Linked DNA regions of Homo sapiens: region 2 is linked to region 1. A link is a contact called in ENCODE Hi-C data. All regions are on one chromosome and are shown on one strand. The core of a region is the stretch at or near the end of the contact, and the rest is flanking DNA. Distances in the headings are between cores, read along the strand shown. Region 1 holds the start of SDC4 (syndecan 4). Region 2 holds the start of OSER1-DT (OSER1 divergent transcript).

Region 1 (3,378 bases), core at 409-2,908:
TCTGGCCTTGTTTCCTTCCACCTCAGAATTCCTTTGCCTTCCAGCCTAAAATCTCAACCTATTCTAAACCCGTCTTTAGTTACCAACGATGGGACACCTGGAGTAGCACAAAGAGTAGAAGTTAAGCTAAAGCAGAAACTTGAAAGCCTGGCTGCCTAAATTTCAATCTGACTCACCCATTTATTGTGTATTAACTGTGTGACCCTGGGCAAGTTACTTAACCTCTCTAGCCTCAGGACCAGTTTAAGAACAGTACACAGTAAGATTGTTGTTGGAATTAAGCTCCTGGATATACCCATTAGAAAGTTATTAGAGCAATGTCTGGCCCCCCGACAAAGGCGCTCCACGTTTGCAATCATCATGGCATGCCTGGAATTGTGCTGGAAGTATTGCCTAGGGTCTCATTCATTCCTCAAGAAGAGCCTGCAGGCAGAATCAACCTTCCGCTAAGTAAATTCAGAGGAACAGGAGCCCCAAGGCTTTCAAAGAAATTAACATTAATGGTTAAACTGCAAGGACTCACTCGCTCTGAAAACTGGGGCTAAAGGGCACAAAGGGGGCACAAAGCTCAGGCTGTGGGGGACAGATTGCCTTCACCAGTAATTCCCATGCCCCCCAACTTCCCAGATGAGATTGCCCCCCTCCTCCTAAGCCGGCTGCGGGCATGGATAGAGCTTCTGCTGGCCCAGGGACAGCTATGACGGAGGCCAGTGGACAGTGAGAAGGAAAGGTTTCCCTGGGCTGATTGAGGCCTTCTCTCCCCCCTACCCCCTTCACCTCACTCAAGGTGGATGCTTCAATTTTCTTATCTGCAATTGAGAAAAAATGAACACACTTCTTGCAGAAAGCAGAGGCTCAGCTCCTGGCTAAGTGTTGAGTCTAAACCATTCCTCTCCTCTGTCCTCGAAAAGAGCAGAGTCCCCAACTTTCTAGAAACCCTAACGCAGTGTCCCCTCTTGCCCCATTCCCTCAGACCCTTGGTGCAGTATTGGGAAGAGATTCAGAAGGGCAGGACTTTGCCCTAAGTCACAAGTCAATGACAGAGCTGGGGCCAGAACTGAGGTTAGGGCTCAGTTCTCCTTGGTGTGTGAAAGAGGGCCTCGCACAACCCTAAAACCCTCCCCCTTCCGAGTACACGCAGCCCCCCGACCCCCAGGGCCATCTCGGATCCTAAAGCTGTCTGCTCTGGGCGCCCCGAGAGCGAGGAGGGGATTCAGCGCTCCAAGCCTGCCCCAGGGTCACCAGGGAAGGGACGAGGGTGTGGGAGTTGAAGAGTTGACACCGGCTTAGTCACTAACGAGCCCGTAGCCCGCGGCGGGGCTGAGGCCCGGGGAGGCGGGAAGAGCAACAGGCGAGGGGCGCACGGCGCGTGAAGCCATCCCGGAGGCTGGCCCGTGACCCCGGAGCAAAGTTTCCAACAAAGTTTCCCGGGCCTCGGTGTCCGGTTGGGGGTAGCGTACCCCCGATCTGCCCCCCCCCATCCCACGCTCCGACGAACAAAGGAGGCACCGGCCTGCGCCCCCGCTTCGCCCCCAGCCCGGGAACCTCCAAGCACCCACCGACTCGGCGACTCCGCCTACGAAGAACAGCAGCAGCGCGAACAGACGGGCGGGGGCCATGGCACCGCGGACTGGAGAAGGCGCGCAGGCTGCGGCGAGTGGCCCCGGGCGGGCGCGCCACCCATCTTATAGGCGGCCTACCGGCCCCGCCCCGGCCCGCCCCCGCCCCGCCGCCCGCACCCCGCCCGGAATTCCCCAGTGGAAGCGAGGCCTGCGGGGCACTGCGCCCGCCCGCGGAGTTGGAAACCCCAAGGGACCCGCCCTGCCCGAGCCCGCCGGCTCCTACTCAACCCCTAGTCCTACCCTCCGGGAGCTCCAACTCCCTTTATTTATTTGACCCACTGCCAGGCAGGTCCCCAGAGATCACTGCGGCTAACCCCATTTTATAGTTGGGGAAACTAAGGCCCAGGGACGGGAAGGACTTCCCTAGGGTGTTGAGTTTAGACCAGCCTTCATACCGGGTGTGCTCCCCTCTGAAGACACAGAACTTCCCAAATGGGATGTGAACCGTGTTAAGACAGGGGACAGCAAACTATTCTGTAAAGGGCTAAATATTTTAGGTTTTGCGGGCCATACGATCCCTGTGGCAACTATTCAAACTCGAGCGTCGTAGCTCAAAAGCAGCCATAAATACTAAAGGAATGAGGGCAGCTAGGTCCTAATAAAACATTATTTATAGACACCGACATTTGAATTTAATATAATTTTCATGTGTCACGAAATATTATTATTCTTTTGACTTTATTCCCAACCATTTAAACATGCAAAAATCGGCTGGGCTCTATGGCTCACGCCTGTAATCCCAGCACTTTGGGAGGCCGAGGAATAGGAGGATCCCTTGAGCCCAGGAATTGGAGACCAGCCTGGGCAACCATAATGAGACCCCCATCTCTACAAAAAGTTTTTAAAGAAATTAACCAGGCATTGTGGTGCACCCCTGTGGCCCAGCTACTCTGGAGGCTGAGGTGGGAGGACTGCTTGAGCCAGAGAGGTGAAAGTTGCAGTGAGCCATGATCGCTCACTGCACTCCAGCCTGGGTGACCGAGTGAGACCCTGTCTCAAAAATAAATAAATAAATAAATAAATAAATAAATAAATAAATAAATGACATTTTATAATAAAAATGCAGGCCGGATGCAGTGAGTCATGCCTGTAATCCCAGCACTTTGGGAGGCTGAGGCGGCGGATCACTTGAGCTCAGGAGTTTGAGACCAGCCTGGCCAACATGCTGAAACCCCGTCTCTACAAAATACAAAAATTATCCAGGCATGGTTGCCTGCGCCTGTAATCCCAACTGCTCTGGAGGCTGAGGCAGGAGAATCGTTTGAACCCGAGGGGCGGAGGTTGCAGTGAACTGAGATCTCCCCACTGCACTCCAGCCTGGGCAACAGAGCAAAACTCCGTCTCAAAAAAATAAAAAATAAAAATGCAAAAACCATTCTTAGCAGTGGGCTGAACAAAAATAGGCGGTGGGCCTCAGCCACTCTGAGACCACTCTGACGCTGGTCTCAGAGTGGCTGACGTCTGTTCTAAGGGCTTCATCTACCAGATTTTGAACTTTTTCAAAAGTTTGATCTCTCTGAGAACTGGTCTGCAAGTTTATTTCCATTCTTAGGGTAAGCTTCCACCCTTTATAAGAGAAAGTTGTGTGTCCTCCTTACCCTTCATCCTCCTAACAGTGCATTGGTGGGAGCAGGTTGAGGGAAGAAGTGGAGGGGGGTGCTATATGGAGACTGTAAAATTCTCTGGGTCCCCAAGCACACGTACTGTTGGAATTATTGCAGGGTGTGAAGGTGGGCATTCTACGATGATCGAAGTA
Region 2 (3,378 bases), core at 236-2,735, 1.1 Mb before region 1:
ACAACAGATATAATTGGCTTGCCTTTCTTCATTAATATTAAATTTGTGGGAGACAGTCTTGGCGTTTTCACTGCAGTGAACTCGTGAAGTTGAACAATCTCCAAAGAGATGAAACTTTAAAAAGCCTATTCGAAGTTAAAGTCAAATCACACCAGGCAATTTAACTTTGCCTCGGATTTTCCACAACCTTACAAAAATTACAAAGTTCTTCTAAGTTCCTCCATCAAAAGGCCAAATTCCTGGTTTTTTCTTTCAACAAAATGGATGCGTCACAATCTTATTTACATCTTGCCGTTTTAACCAAGACCTCCTTGAATCCCAAGCCTAGGTCTACACTTCCAGGCCCCTGAGAAGACCTAAGAACGATCAAGAAGGGATGCGCGGGTAAGCGTTGTCATCACAACATTAAAGATTTCGAAACTCCCAGACCACCAGAAAGCGTAGAGTATGGGGAAGAAAACCAAACCCAGCAACTCTAAGAGGCAAACTAGACCGGGAGGAAACAATCGGCCCCCAGGACAAAAAGCACATTCACACCTCTCCGTGCAACCCACTCATCCCTTTATACTCGCAGCGCTGCAGCCAAAGCACAAAGTTCTTTCTTTTCACCCAGAGTCTGTGCCTGTCGCGGTTAAACATGAACGGAGGAAAATTCCTAGTCAGAACCCAGAGGGGTAGGACGGGGCTTGGAGTGTGGGGACAACGCCAAGCAGGGAGCTGTCCAGGGGCACTGCCCGCCCGGGGTCTCCAGCTGTGAAGTTGCGCTCCTCGGGAGATTCCTGGGGTCAGAACGAGAGGCTGGAGTCGGAGCGAGGCACAAGGGATGCGGGAGAAGAAAGGAGTGGGGCCGAAGAGGTAGCCAAAGAGAATGGGGCTCCGAGGCGAGAGAGAAAGGACTGGAAGGGGCAAAGGGCGGCCAAGGAGGGCGAAAAGGGGAAGCTGCCGCTGGGCGGGAGACGGCGGAGGAGCGAGACGGGGCGGGGGACCGCGGGAGGACGGGAAGGCGGGAAGGGGAGAGAGCGTGGAGCTCGGAGCTCCAGCAGGCACAGGCCGCGGCAGATAAGGGGGCGCGGAGAGGCCCAGGCCCGGCCCAGGCAGGAGGCGTCGGGAGACGACGCGACCCAAGGCGGGCGGGCCCGGGGAAAACCGCCCGCGGCCAGACCGGCAGTGGAAGCTGAGACGCAGTGCTGCGGCCCCTCCCCGTCACGTCAGGGCACTTACCTCCTCGCAGCTGGGACGCTCCGGTGATGCGGGGCAGTCAGTTCAGAGCGTCTCTCCCAAATCTCGGCACCCGACTGACCCGGATCCAAACCAGCCAAGGGGGCGGCCCGCGCCTCGGGAGTCGCGTTGCGCCTGCGCACTCCGGCATGCACCCCTCCCCCTGCTTATGCTCCTCCCACCCCAGTGACTCGGCAGCGCGGCAGCCGACGACTGCGCAGACGCAGGGCGGCGGCCGCGCCTCTCCAACGCCCCGCACCCGCCCCCCTCAGAAGCACGTGCGCCTTACGTAATTTCCTGTTATTCTTCGGTTTGCCTCCTCCCAGTGGCGTGGATTTGCTCCCGACCCGCTTTTGGGGCGTGCCTGCTTCCTCCTCTCTGTTAGGTGAGTGAGTAGGCGTCATTCTTCACAGTAGTCCTCTGCCTCCACCGCCCCGGGATCTCCTTGCGCTCGGTCCTCTACGTGGAGTCACCTATGCAGAGGAATTCCACGGGGCGGGGGCGAGGACAGGGTGCGGGGGTCTTTATGGCAGACAATCCCCGGCTGAGCGCTTGGCCAGAGTTTCTGTGATGCTAGAATCTGGACTGCCTGCGACCTCTCCGGGACTCGGACACCAGCCCTCGCCTCCTGGTGATCTTTTAGGTCCTGCAGAGAAGTGAAGAGGTATTGGACGTGGCCAGGGTCAATAGTGTGAAGCCAGAATTAGAATTGAATTGAAATGCCTTCGGTTTTGATATCTCTGCTGTTTGTCTTGAGGCAACTGCTTTTCCTCCTTTGGGCCTCTCAGTTTTCCATCTAGTAAGTGAGGAAGTTGAACCTTATCGGTGAATCTCGTGTTTTCAGGCGTAGACTCCTTTGAGAATCTGGTGAGAACTGTAGATCCTCTTGCCAAAGAAATGCACCTACACACCAAATTTTGCAAAAAGATTTAGGCAGTTCACCAAAGGAGATGAATTTTAGGATTCTTTACATTTTTCTGATTCTGAATGTTGCTCAGATGGTAGGCGGGAAAAGGTGATCTGTGCAACAGCTGCCACCCGCTCCATCACCAGGACTGGTTCTGCTGATCTAGCTGTGCCTCTCCTCGCCTGCCAATCTCCAGCTCCACGTCTGCACTGCTCAAAGCTTCGTGAGAACAGATGATTTTGCGCAATTGAGTTGGATGGCGTTGATTGTGGCCCACCCCTAGAGTGAGGGTTTTTCCCTGAACCAAAACTGGCCCCATCCACCGTCATTCCCCAATACCTTAGTTGTAGTCAACTAGATAGGCTGCCGAAGATGGTTTAACTGTGTCCAGCTTAACTACAGCCAGGCTTTGGAATGCCTGGCCTATGTCTGTAAATGAAATCTAACAATTTATTGTATAACGTTGTTAAACATGAAGCATGATGTTGGCCCTGGATAAAACATTTTAAATTCTCGTCGTTCATACCAGAGGCTCAGTAACTGACCGGTTGAAAGAAAACTGTTCATTGTAACCTAATGATGCTAGTTAGATAGCATTAGATTATGTTAGAGATCAGATAACTTGTTCTAGCTGCCTTTGTCCTGTCTCACAGTGCTAGTAAGTCAGGATTTAAACTGCCCTTCTCAACATCTCTTGGACAAGAAAAAGCGGGAAATATGATGTATTTATTTTCTCAGACCTTGCCAAGTGAAATGTATCAAAACCAAACATGTCTTTTTAAGCTGCCACTTCAAAATATAACTTAAGATAAAATCTCATATATCCTTGAGAAGGCCTGGCACGGTAGCTCATGCCTATAATCCCAGCACTTTGGGAGGCCGAGGCGGGTGGATCACTTGAGGTCAGGAGTTTGAGACCAGCCTGGCCAACATGGCGAAACCCTTTCTCTACTAAAAATATGAAAAATTGGCTGGGCATGGTGGCGCATGCACCTATAATCCCAGCTACCCGGGAGGCTGAGGCAGGAGAATCTCTGAAGCCGGGAGGCGGAGGTTGCAGTGAGCCGAGATTGCGCCACTGCACTCCAGCCTGGGCCAACAGAGCAAAACTGTCTCAAAAAAAAAAAAAAAATCTCATATATCCTTGAGGGGAAAGAATTGTCTGGATCGTGATTGAATTCCCAGGGCTTAGCACACTTCCTGGGGATTAGTAGATGCTCAATACAGTTTTGGTGAATTCTCATTTTACCTGC

What was found. A loop is a pair of places that touch in the nucleus more often than their neighbours do. Pooled maps may share reads with other maps.
Region 2: a map of psoas muscle shows a loop between it and region 1 (7-fold over the local background). The contact joins the promoter of OSER1-DT here to the promoter of SDC4 in region 1. A Hi-C loop is called at or near these places in 2 of 168 maps with a recorded cell type or tissue (gastrocnemius medialis and psoas muscle) and 6 of 50 pooled maps.

What each region holds. Positions count from the first base shown.
Region 1 is chr20:45,346,766-45,350,143 of GRCh38, forward strand. SDC4 (syndecan 4) reads right to left here and starts at 1,659. Exons shown (of 5, transcript NM_002999.4): 1 at 1,560-1,659. The coding sequence starts at 1,619.
Region 2 is chr20:44,209,475-44,212,852 of GRCh38, forward strand. OSER1-DT (OSER1 divergent transcript) reads left to right here and starts at 1,486. Exons shown (of 3, transcript NR_038339.2): 1 at 1,486-1,603. OSER1 (oxidative stress responsive serine rich 1) reads right to left here and starts at 1,297. Exons shown (of 4, transcript NM_016470.8): 1 at 1,222-1,297. RefSeq lists an enhancer at 707-1,326 and silencers at 986-1,055, 1,251-1,699.